2 separate regions of the Homo sapiens genome follow, and region 1 is linked to region 2. Evidence: chromatin contacts called from ENCODE Hi-C data. All regions are on one chromosome and are shown on one strand. Each heading gives the region's core, a stretch centred on a gene start or an enhancer-like site at or near the end of the contact. The rest is flanking DNA. Distances are from core to core; before and after follow the strand shown.

What was found. Hi-C counts contacts between places; a loop is a spot of excess contacts on that map. Pooled maps may share reads with other maps.
Region 1: a loop to region 2 is called in a map with no recorded cell type, with 2.1 times the contacts of the local background. The contact joins the promoter of PTGER2 here to the enhancer-like site in region 2. A Hi-C loop is called at or near these places in 2 of 37 single-sample maps with no recorded cell type and 2 of 50 pooled maps.

The regions. Positions count from the first base shown.
Region 1 is chr14:52,313,002-52,318,400 of GRCh38, forward strand. It overlaps PTGER2 (prostaglandin E receptor 2), which reads left to right and starts at 1,311. Exons shown (of 2, transcript NM_000956.4): 1 at 1,311-2,390. The coding sequence starts at 1,548. RefSeq lists enhancers at 541-1,101, 1,102-1,661, 1,896-2,045, 2,066-2,205 and a silencer at 1,266-1,375.
Region 2 is chr14:51,184,518-51,190,488 of GRCh38, forward strand. No RefSeq gene overlaps it. Among named protein-coding and RNA genes, the nearest start is that of TMX1, 53 kb to the right of the region's middle. Within about 2 kb of position 4,199, at least 3 of the 41 ENCODE cell types and tissues checked have a DNase peak (open chromatin) inside an H3K27ac peak, as active enhancers do.

The sequences.
Region 1 (5,399 bases), core at 61-2,560, 1.1 Mb after region 2:
CCACCCCCCCCAACTCCGCATTCCAATCCCCAGGCCAGAATCATCAAAGTTGGCAAAAAATATTCATGGAGAGTAAGCAGGCTGTAGCAAGATAGGCTCTTCAGCAGGCAATCTTTGCTTCCTCCCACGTTATGACTGTCTTTCTTGCCAGTTCCCTAGGCAGATCAGACCCTTCACTTCCCAGTTGGCCTCCCTTCCCCAAGTGAATGTGACTTCTTACAGAACACAATTACCTATGTTGTCTGCCAAACTGGATTTTGTTTTGTTTTGTTTTGTGTTAAATATCAGCCCATTTTCACGACTCTGCAATTATGACAATATGTGGTAGGAAACCATTACTGTCAGCTCCAGTCTGAAACTGGCCACTTACCAATACACTTTGCCAGGAACAAGTCTTTCTGGATGGATACTACGTGGTTAACAACATGTAAAGATAAACGGCTAAACAAAATATCAACATTTTCTTACAAGGCTCAGCTTAAGGACAGAACAGTGATGTGCAATGGTTTTCATGTTGTATCCACAAACACAATTCTGTATAAGACACACTCCTCTTTTTTTAATGGTTGCTTAAACAAGTGGTTATCCGTTATGCTGTTGACATAGGAAACGGTGAAATGCTAGTAACCGAATCAAAGCGGCAGTGCAACAGGCCGCTCGGTGGTGCGCATTGTGTGGTTTGGTTCCTTGGATGGACACACTTGCTTTACGCTTCATCCCAATTTTTGTCCCAACCTCTTAGTGTATCTTCCTGGGAATAGTAAAAACAAAGCAAAACATTCTGGTCTTACTTCAAGCTGCCTTTGCACTGTTATTCCCTTGTTCCGCTCATTTCACGGGATTGGGTTCTCCTAACTTCATTGTTTGGTGAGTTGCTTTGCTTTGCTCGTTGCCCCGATCTTCTGTGTATTCTGCGCAGACCCCGCAAGTGCTCCTGCACTCCCTCCCAGCCCTCTGCTGGGGCTTAACGCTTCCCAGCCGAGGTCAGACTGCCGTGCGCTTCGAGTACCGGACCCCGAGGAAGCGAGAAACGCCGCTCCCGCCGGTCGCGGGCAGCTTCAGTACACCGGCAACACGCGCGCCTCTGCCCAGTGCCGCGCCCAGCGGGTGCTCAGACTCCTTCTCTCCCTCCCCGCCGGCGCGCCCCAGGGACTCGGAACGCCCCCGCGAGTGTGACGCGTCCTGCCTCCCCTGCAGCTCGCGGACACTCGCACTTGCAAGGCCTGGCCAGCACTCTTGGGCCCGCCCCCCGACAGTGCGGGGGCGGAGACGACGGCTCCCCTAGGCTCTGGCTCCCGGCCTTGGCCGGCGCGGGTAGGCGCGGGAGCCTCGAGCGCCGCTCGGATGCAGCAGCCGAGCCGCCACTCGGCGCGCGGCGGGAGACCCAGGGCAAGCCGCCGTCGGCGCGCTGGGTGCGGGAAGGGGGCTCTGGATTTCGGTCCCTCCCCTTTTTCCTCTGAGTCTCGGAACGCTCCGGCTCTCAGACCCTCTTCCTCCCAGGTAAAGGCCGGGAGAGGAGGGCGCATCTCTTTTCCAGGCACCCCACCATGGGCAATGCCTCCAATGACTCCCAGTCTGAGGACTGCGAGACGCGACAGTGGCTTCCCCCAGGCGAAAGCCCAGCCATCAGCTCCGTCATGTTCTCGGCCGGGGTGCTGGGGAACCTCATAGCACTGGCGCTGCTGGCGCGCCGCTGGCGGGGGGACGTGGGGTGCAGCGCCGGCCGCAGGAGCTCCCTCTCCTTGTTCCACGTGCTGGTGACCGAGCTGGTGTTCACCGACCTGCTCGGGACCTGCCTCATCAGCCCAGTGGTACTGGCTTCGTACGCGCGGAACCAGACCCTGGTGGCACTGGCGCCCGAGAGCCGCGCGTGCACCTACTTCGCTTTCGCCATGACCTTCTTCAGCCTGGCCACGATGCTCATGCTCTTCGCCATGGCCCTGGAGCGCTACCTCTCGATCGGGCACCCCTACTTCTACCAGCGCCGCGTCTCGCGCTCCGGGGGCCTGGCCGTGCTGCCTGTCATCTATGCAGTCTCCCTGCTCTTCTGCTCGCTGCCGCTGCTGGACTATGGGCAGTACGTCCAGTACTGCCCCGGGACCTGGTGCTTCATCCGGCACGGGCGGACCGCTTACCTGCAGCTGTACGCCACCCTGCTGCTGCTTCTCATTGTCTCGGTGCTCGCCTGCAACTTCAGTGTCATTCTCAACCTCATCCGCATGCACCGCCGAAGCCGGAGAAGCCGCTGCGGACCTTCCCTGGGCAGTGGCCGGGGCGGCCCCGGGGCCCGCAGGAGAGGGGAAAGGGTGTCCATGGCGGAGGAGACGGACCACCTCATTCTCCTGGCTATCATGACCATCACCTTCGCCGTCTGCTCCTTGCCTTTCACGGTAAGTCACTCCCTACGTTTCCACAGCCCGGCTCTGCTCAGCCTTCTCATGCTCTCCCCTGACGCCTCCACCCTTTCCACCGCCCTACAAACTTTTTGCAACTTGTAAAAATATGTCCTAATTTGTAAAGATCTGTAGCCTTCCCCACTAGTTTCCCCTCCTCTTTAGCCCACTTCCTTATCCTGGCTTATGGGCGTTGCTAGGCTAGAGTTTCTTATACAATAATACAGACCGTCCGAAAGGGAGTCCTGGGCCTCAGCTAAGCTAGCCAATCTCCTCATCCTAGCCCTGGGCAGTGTCCCTTTCTCGCTGTTGCCTATCTTGGCTTAGTAATTGAGAAAGAGGCAGCCCCTTCCACCTTAGGATGGCTGTCACTGTTCCAGCCTGACGACCTGGAGCTGCAGTTTGCTGCCCTGTACCTCTCATCCACTGGTGCTGGTTCTCCATGCTTGCCTTCTGTTCCTGCCAGGGCAAAATGTAGTACCCAACCCATAGCATTCCAGCTGCCATTGAAAATGGTCCCAGATGAGAAGGGTCCCTGAAGCAGAAGTTTAGAGCATTTGTTATTTGTCCTAAAAGTCCAACAAACATCTAGTTTATAGGTTTCCCAATTTATATATTTGAATGTAACTCTTTGTGGCCATGAAAGTTTATAAAACCATAATGATAACTAGAGGAAATACTTGGAGGAACATCTTGCTAAGCATTTGTAATATCTTGCAAAACACGCTCTTAATGTCACTGTCAGAAATACACACAGGTGTCCTTCAGCTTACAGTTATGCACTTGATGAGCACAAAGCCACAGGCAGGAATGGCTGGTCCCTCTCAGGAAGGGAAGAGTGGGGCTACCTGGGGAACTGAAGGACAAGAGACCAAGTCCTGGCATCGTGCTGCCTTGATTTGGGGCAACTTTAGCAGTTATTTGATGCTAACTAACTGCTAAATGATATGAGGCTGTGAGTTCAAGTCTCCTCAAGTGTAACGTTTTAGCTGAGCCTGGAATATGTCCGAGAATGTGCTGGCCTCTTACGGGGGCTAGGAATTGGGAGTTGTGGCAACTCCACTTCCTAATCTTCAGAAGAGCAAGACTGATGCTGCAGCATCAAAGCAGTTAATAGTGACTTCCACCTGCCACAATCTTGGAGAAAAGAGATGGGCAGTGCCTACTATTAACAGGTCTGACCTGTAAAAGCTGGAGGAGAAGTAACTTTATCCTATCTCCTGCCTCCATTACTGCTTCTTACATCTTCATGTGCTCATCCTCAGGGATGGGAAGGGACACAGGGTCCCAAAGGTCTGAATATGATTCTCTCCTCCCCAGCCCAGTTAACTCCCTTAGCTACGTTCTCTTCTCCCTGGTCCCCACTGTCCTCACCCTTCTACCCCATCCTCTGTCAGGGCAGAAACTGTTCTGAATTGGTTACACTTTGAGGGAATGAGATAGAATATTCAAAGACGCCCTCTTATAAAATGAAGTCGGACTGTGGGAGGCTGCATCTCCCATACCACTCTGAGCAGGGGAGTTTATGCAACAGAAACGCTGTGATGTAGAAACCCACATGGCTTATATGCTTTTGATTTATTTTACTGGTAGGAGCTTTTGATTATGTTAGGAGCTAAATCAGCTTTTGAAGGTCAGCACTAGGATGCAGAACATATATCTATGAAAGAAAGCATTTCAAGTTCCACCAAACAGCTTTGCATTCAGCTTGGGGATCAGAAACTATTCCTGAAAGACTGTCTTAGGGTGTTGGGAATTAAGATAATCAGTTCTTAGGGTTTTATCTGTCATTTGTGAGTATATTTATAAAAATATCCCCCACTATCAGCTACTTAAATAGCCTGGGAATGGGTTTGGGGTGATAACACACTTGTGAAACGATTTTTAGTCTCTTTCCTACACGAGCAAGAGGAAAAAGTTCTCCTCTTTGATCATGACTGACCCATTGCATAAACTGTATTTTTTTTAAATAAAGGTAGTGGTTTCCAACAGGTTGCCCTGTTTTCATGTAAATTGGCCTTTTACCATGAGAATTCCATCGTTGCCTTATGTTTTTGTAAATTCAAATATATGTGTGTGGATATAGATATAGATATTGTTTTCCCTCCCTCAGTTAATATTAGGCCAAGGGCTGCTCCAGAGTTGCCAGATAGAAGGGGCTTAGCCACAGAAATCTGGCTAAAAGGTGTTGAGGGAGTAGGAGCTTTGCTTTGAAGCTGTGTTTTTATTTCAATTTCCTGTTTATGGCTTAGGGGGAGCCAGATGGAGACTATGAAGGGGCTTTAGCTCCCCCAAACCACCTCTAAGCATTGACACTATCAGCAAACTGCTTTTGCTTCTGGCAAAGATTCCCAAAGAGCCGGAGAAAATCCTAGTGTGAACATAATCAGAAAGCCAGCCTCCCTGACTTCCATTGTTGGAGCTACCATGACACCATATTCAGATGAACTATACACAAAATGGAAATTGGAAGCATTGTCACCTCTTAGTAAGAAAATTTATATTGACCACTGATGGATTTTATTTTGTCAATAGATTATTGGGAATAATTGCTAGTATCTTTCACTTACATAGCACTTTAAGCTTTATGAAATGCTGTACTATCTTGATTTAAGTTATTTCTTGAAGGGCTTATCTGAAAATTCAAGCTCATGGCTACTGTTTGGTTCATACATTCTGCTGTTCAGAATCCTTGGCATGTGCCTCCAGGGGAGGTTGCTTTTTCCTCCAAGTCCTTTTATTCTACTTGGCCCACACTAAAATTGTGGTCAGAAGTGGCCTATACCAATCTCCCACCTGAAGCAGGAATCATTTCCACATGTCCTAACAGGGGGCTCTAGAAGCAAAGGTTTATGGTTGCCTTCAGAAATGTTTCTGTTTCTCTAACGGAGTGCACATGATCTGATAGAAATACAGTGTGAACCACAAATGCAAGCCACAAACGGAATTTTAAATGTTCTAGTAGTCATATAACAAAAAGTAAAAAGAAACAGAGAAAATTAATTG
Region 2 (5,971 bases), core at 2,949-5,448:
GGGTCTCACTATGTTGCCTAGGCTGATCTCAAACTCCTGACCTCAAGTGGTTCTCCCACTTTGGCCTCCCAAAGCTCTGGGATTACAGACGAGAGCCATCTCGCCCAACCAATTAACACTCTTTAAATCTAGAACCAGGGTTGATCCAGAGCCAGATTTTTTTTTTTCTGGGATGTTATAGGCTATACTTCGAGTAACTGGTCTTATTAACAGTTCATTAAATAAATATTTCCTGTCACCTGTATGTAAGCTATTGTTTTAGGTACTCTGGATTCCAGGATGGATAATAATGTGTCCTCTGCCTTTGATGAATTTACATCTAATTAAGAGGAAAAAATTCAAGGATAAACTACTCCCCTTTCTCCCCTTACCATTTTCCCCTAATGCACTAATATAGACAAATACTATGCAAAATGGTATGCCAACTATTGGTCATCAAATTTGGTTCTACAGCTATTACAATACTTACATTGGAGTGGACCCTAGAGACTATGAGTTCATTTCTGCTCCTAAAAATCAACTGCCTTTGAAAGCAAAAGGACAGAAAATAAAGGTCTGTATTAGTTTGTTCCCACATTGCTAAAAAGAACTACCTAAGACTGGGCAATTTATAAAGAAGAGAGGTTTAATTGACTCACAGTTCTGCATGGCTGGAGAGGTCTCAAGAAACTTATAATCATGGCAGAAGGCAAAGGGGAAGCAAGGCGCATGGTGGCAGGAGAGAGAGAGCAAGGAGGGGAACTGCCAAACACTTTTAAACCATCAGATCTCTTGAGAACTCACTCACTATCACGAGAACAGCATGGGGGAAACCCGGCCCCATGATGCAATCACCTCCCACCAGATATCTTCCTCAACATGTGGGCATTACAATTCAAGATGAGATTTGGTTGGGGACATAGAGCCAAACCAAATTAAGGTTTTTTGCTGATATAGGCTAAATCCATTTTGCTGATATCTGAGTATTACCAAAATTTGGGGGTGAAGAGAAAATTTAGACTGAGTTTTTTAAAAAGTCATTTTTTTGGTGTGTCCCTTAAAATTAGTATTTAATTTGTGCTGGTTTTTTGAAACAGGTCTAATATTTTCTGCAACCCAACACATACTGCCTGAGTAATACACTAATGAAAAATTGCAATATTGCAGTATGGAAGTGACTTGAACTCAGTTTTCACATATTTGTTTCTGGACTACTAATGACTTTCTGAAACCAAACCAAAACAAAAACACTCTATTTTTAAACTTCCAATGAAAGAAAGAATGGTTAAGAAAGTTTGGGGATCAATTTTCTTCTCCTAGAGAGGCAATTTTGAGACCACAGTTTTCATTTACAACTTTCAGAGACATTTTACCACCACAAATGTGTTTCATGCATAATAGAACCACATGGAAGTCACTGGAGTTGTGGTTGTCCCTTTGCTGGTAACTGCCAAATCTGGTCATCAAAGAGTTGCATGTTCTAGGACTGGCCTTAGGCAAAATTACCAAGTAGGTATGTAGTTTGTCTTTGACACCTCTCACTTCCTATTTTCAGGCGTCCTTCTACTCTTTCTGTAGTTGCCCTTCTCTCTTCTTTAAAAAAATCAGTTCCTCATGCTCAATTCTCAGCCTCACTCCCACTATATTTTATGATCCTATAATGCAGGGGTCCCCAACTCCTGGGCCATGGACTGGTATTGGTCCACGGCCTTTTAGGAACTGGGCCACACAGTAGGAGGCAAGTGGTGGGCAAGCAAGCAAGGCTTTGTTTCTATTTACAGCCTCTCCCCATCACTTGCATTACTGCCTGAGCTCTGCCTCCTGTCACATCAGCAGTGGCATTAGATTCTCATAGGAGTGCAAAGCCTATTGTGAACTGCACATGTGAGGGATCTGGGTTGCATACTCCTTATGAGAATTCAATGCCTGATGATCTGTCACTGTCTCTCATAACCCCCAGATGAGACCATCTAGTTGCAGGAAAACAAGCTCAGGGCTCCCACTGATTCTACATTATGGTGAGTTGTATAATTATGTCATTATATATATATTACAATGTAATAATAATAGAAATAAAGTGCACAATAAATGTAATGTACTTGAATCATCTTGAAACCATCTCCCTCCCCACAGTCTGTGGATAAATTATCTTCCATGAAACTGGTCCCTGATGCCAAAAAGGTTGGGGACCACTGCTGTGATGGTTAGTGTATGTATCAGCTTGACTGGGCTAAGGGATGTCCAAATAGCTGGTAAAATTATTTCTTGGTGTGCCTGTGAGGGTGTTTTTGGAAAAGATTAGCATTTGAATCAGTAGACTGAGTAAAGAAAATGCCCTCACCAATGTGAGTGGGCATCATCCAATCTATCAAGGGCCCAAAGAGAACAAAAAAACAGAGGAAGGGTAAATTACTTCTCTCTTCTTGAGCTGAGACATCCATCTTCTCCTACCCACAGATGTTAGAGGTTCTAGGGTTTTCAGACTCCAGGACTTACATTAGCACCCCACGCCCCAATCCCAGCCCAGGTTCTTAGGGCTTAGACTTGGACTGAATTACATCACCAGCATTCCTACTTCTCTAGCTTTCAGATGGATCATATGACACATCTTGGCCTCAATAATCATGTAAGTCAATTCCCATAATAAATTATCTATCTATCTATCTATCTATCTATCTATCTATCTATCTATCTACCTACCTATCCATCCATGTGTGTGTGTATCCTATTGGCTCTGTTTCTCTAATGAATCTGTAATATAGACCTCATAAATTGACAATCATTGCCACTTGTTACTATCAAAATCTAGCTTTTTATGTCACATTCCCTTAGAGCCTTTTTTCCTCCAAAACATTCCTGGAGCTAATCTGCTTAAGTAGATTGAGTTAATGTATTTTGACTGTTAAATGTTTTAATGAATTACACTGGTGGCTTCACTGTGTATTATTTTGAGGTTATAACTTCAGGTTTCTCAAAAGTTAATATAATAACTGGCCATGTGAAGAATAATTTTCATCTTTTCCTGACTGTTGAACAAAAGTGCATTCTTTTGTTGCCTACATATAATAATCTCTTTTAAGAATTTAGTACCGGAAAAATCTCTCTTTCCTAGGACTGGCCTTAGGCAAAATTACCAAGTAGGTATAGTAGGTATAGACAAACTGATGTCTTTTCTTTTAATAGGTGATAATTGTATAATAAATTCTAATAATAATTTTATTTGGCCAGCTTCAGGAAACTTAGAGCTCAATTAATGTTTAAGCATAGTAATAATATTAGTCTGTGTTCAGGGCATGTTTAACTCTTTCTGTGGTATCTATAATAATGGTCTAAGGGTAAAGATCTTTTTAAATATGGGCTACCTCATGTTTTCTTAGAAGCAAACAAAAATAAATATAGATTTGATTCTAAAATATTACTCCTTGCAGAAGCATATTCACAATTTTCTAGAATCATATGGAAGCAAATTATCCCAGAACAGTGGTTACAATGATAACTGAGACATGAAAAGGCCTTGGGGGGATTATTTTCATAGTCTGTTGGTGTCCGCCAAATTACACTCTTAGGGAGTTGCTTTAATAGGCCCACCTTTAGGCCTGGCCCAGGAAGACAATCCCTGTGTTGCTTGTGCTAGGGAGAGGGAGTTTGGTGAGCTCCTCCTGGTAGCTGGCATAGCAGCTTGAAAGAACTATTCAAGAGAAGATGAGAAGCATGTCAATTTGTAATCTGCTCTAGCCTAGAAGGTTATGCAGAAAGACCCCATGAAGGGAGGGGGTGAGAAGGAACTTATCAACAAACTCTTCTGATATAAATATTCAAACCTAGTTTTCATTGGTCTAAATGCTATTTTTGTTTCTGAAATGATGTCCTGTGGAAAAAAATCAGGGCAACTAGAGCATGCCTGTGCACACCTGGGATTTTATAAGAGTTCGAGTTCTAAGTAAAAGTTCCAGTTCTTTTATTCAACCACCTACCCCCCAACCTAATTCCCATCTAGTTCCCTCTTAACTTAGAAGAACACCTTCATTTAAAGAGAACCTTCGCTGTGGATCTCCTTCACATGATGTAAAATGGCCTCTTTTAGAATTTAATTCTGCACAGCTGGACAAGCAAGGGGGGCGATGCAGGTTGCCACAGAAACTGCTGTTGGTGCTGGGATTCTTTATACTTTGTTCCTAAAAATAAGATGTGAAATGTACCGAGGGTGTGATTAGTGCAGCACAGAAGGGAATTTCTAAAAGGAGAGCCAAACCTCCCGCCCCCATAGGAACGGGGGTGTTCTTCATAGCTGGAGGACAGGACATAAATCCGGGAGCAGATGCTCAACACGGTTCCTCCCTCAAAGGTGCAGGGAAAGACAAGTGGGAAAAGTGGCTTTTAAAGAGGAAAACCATCTTCCATCAAGCAAAATTCATATAAATTCCAAGGTTGAGATGTCCTGAAATTACCCAGGAAGTAAATAGAACTGTTCTCCCCAGCCTACAAAAAAGCCACAGAAATTTGGCAAGGACACTACATCAGATTATTGTAGTCCAATATCCAGCCCAGCACAGGATCCTGTCACATTCCACTTTGGCCAGATGGCTCCCTGGTCAGCCTGGACATATTCAGTGGCCTTCATTTTTTGGGGGAACATGTGACAACTAGAATGTCTCTCTAAATATTGTTGGAGTCTGCCTTTCTGTAACTTCCACTTATTTGCCCTTGTTTACCTTCTGGGGCAACAAAGAAAAGTCAGTTGTTATATTATTTGGCTGGAATGCAGTGATCTCGGTTCACTGCAGCCTCTGCCTCCCAGGTTCCAGCAATTCTCCTGCCTCAGCCTCCCAAGTAGCTGGGATTACCAGCATGGGCCACCATGCCCAGCTAATTTTTGTATTTTTAGTAGAGACAGGGTTTCACCATGCTGGCCAGGCTGGTCTCGAACTCCTGACCTAAGGTGATCTGCCTGCCTTGGCCTCCCAAAGCACTGAGATTACAGGCGTGAGCCACCACACCTGGCCTGTTTTTTTTCTTTATACTTCTTCAAGGTAGATGTCACTTTTTTTTTTTTTTTACTTAATATGATAATTCTTTACTTAATACCAAAATGGAGCAATTGGCCTAGGGTATCCACTTGCAGTTCGGGGAGCCTGATCAAGCAGACAAGTCAGTTTCATAGATCTTTGGCTTCAGTGCAAAAGCAAACACCATTAAAGCTTTATCTTTTCATGGTTACACACAGAAAATTCTTACGTGTTTCCCAAGCAAGGCCACGTGTGTGATTCAACATCTACTATGTGCCAGGCACTGTACTAAATGCATACATTATTTTATTTGATCTGGTTACATGAGGTTACCTTTGACATCCCCAGAATTTTATAGAGGAAGTTCAATTCAGTCTGAATGGCAGCATCCTCATGGGTGTGTCCACCAAGTAGAGTGGCAAGGGCGTAGACTTGCTAAATCAGTGATCTTGGATAAGTTATATAATCTCTTTGAACTTCAGGTTTCTCATTTCTAAAAACTGGTATAATAAACTCTCATGAGTTATTAGAAGTAAAGAAAATTATATGCTGAAAATGTCAAATGTATAGTGGGTGCTCAATAAACCCTAGTTCTCTTCTTCCCTTCCCTTGTAATCCTATAGGTCTCCCACTATTGTTGTATAGCAGAGCTGTCAATCAAATGTCACCTCAGAGCCATATGCAAGCAAGCCTGGAAAAACTACCTGTACAAGTATTAAGAGTCAATCTGAGCAAATAAACCATTAAATGAATAAACCCCTTTGTAAGCAGAATATAGTGAAGTGATATGGGCTGCTAACATGAAAGAACTTACTTCCCCCAAGGAAGTGATACCTAGATCTCATTAACAATTAAAATGAAAGAAAAAAATAGATATATACATACCATCAAGGAAAAGGTTGAGACAGACTTGTGTTAAGTCCGGAATTCCCTGCTGTGACTACCACCTCCCACCCCTCTATCCTTCCCAGTCTTCACTGCCCCTC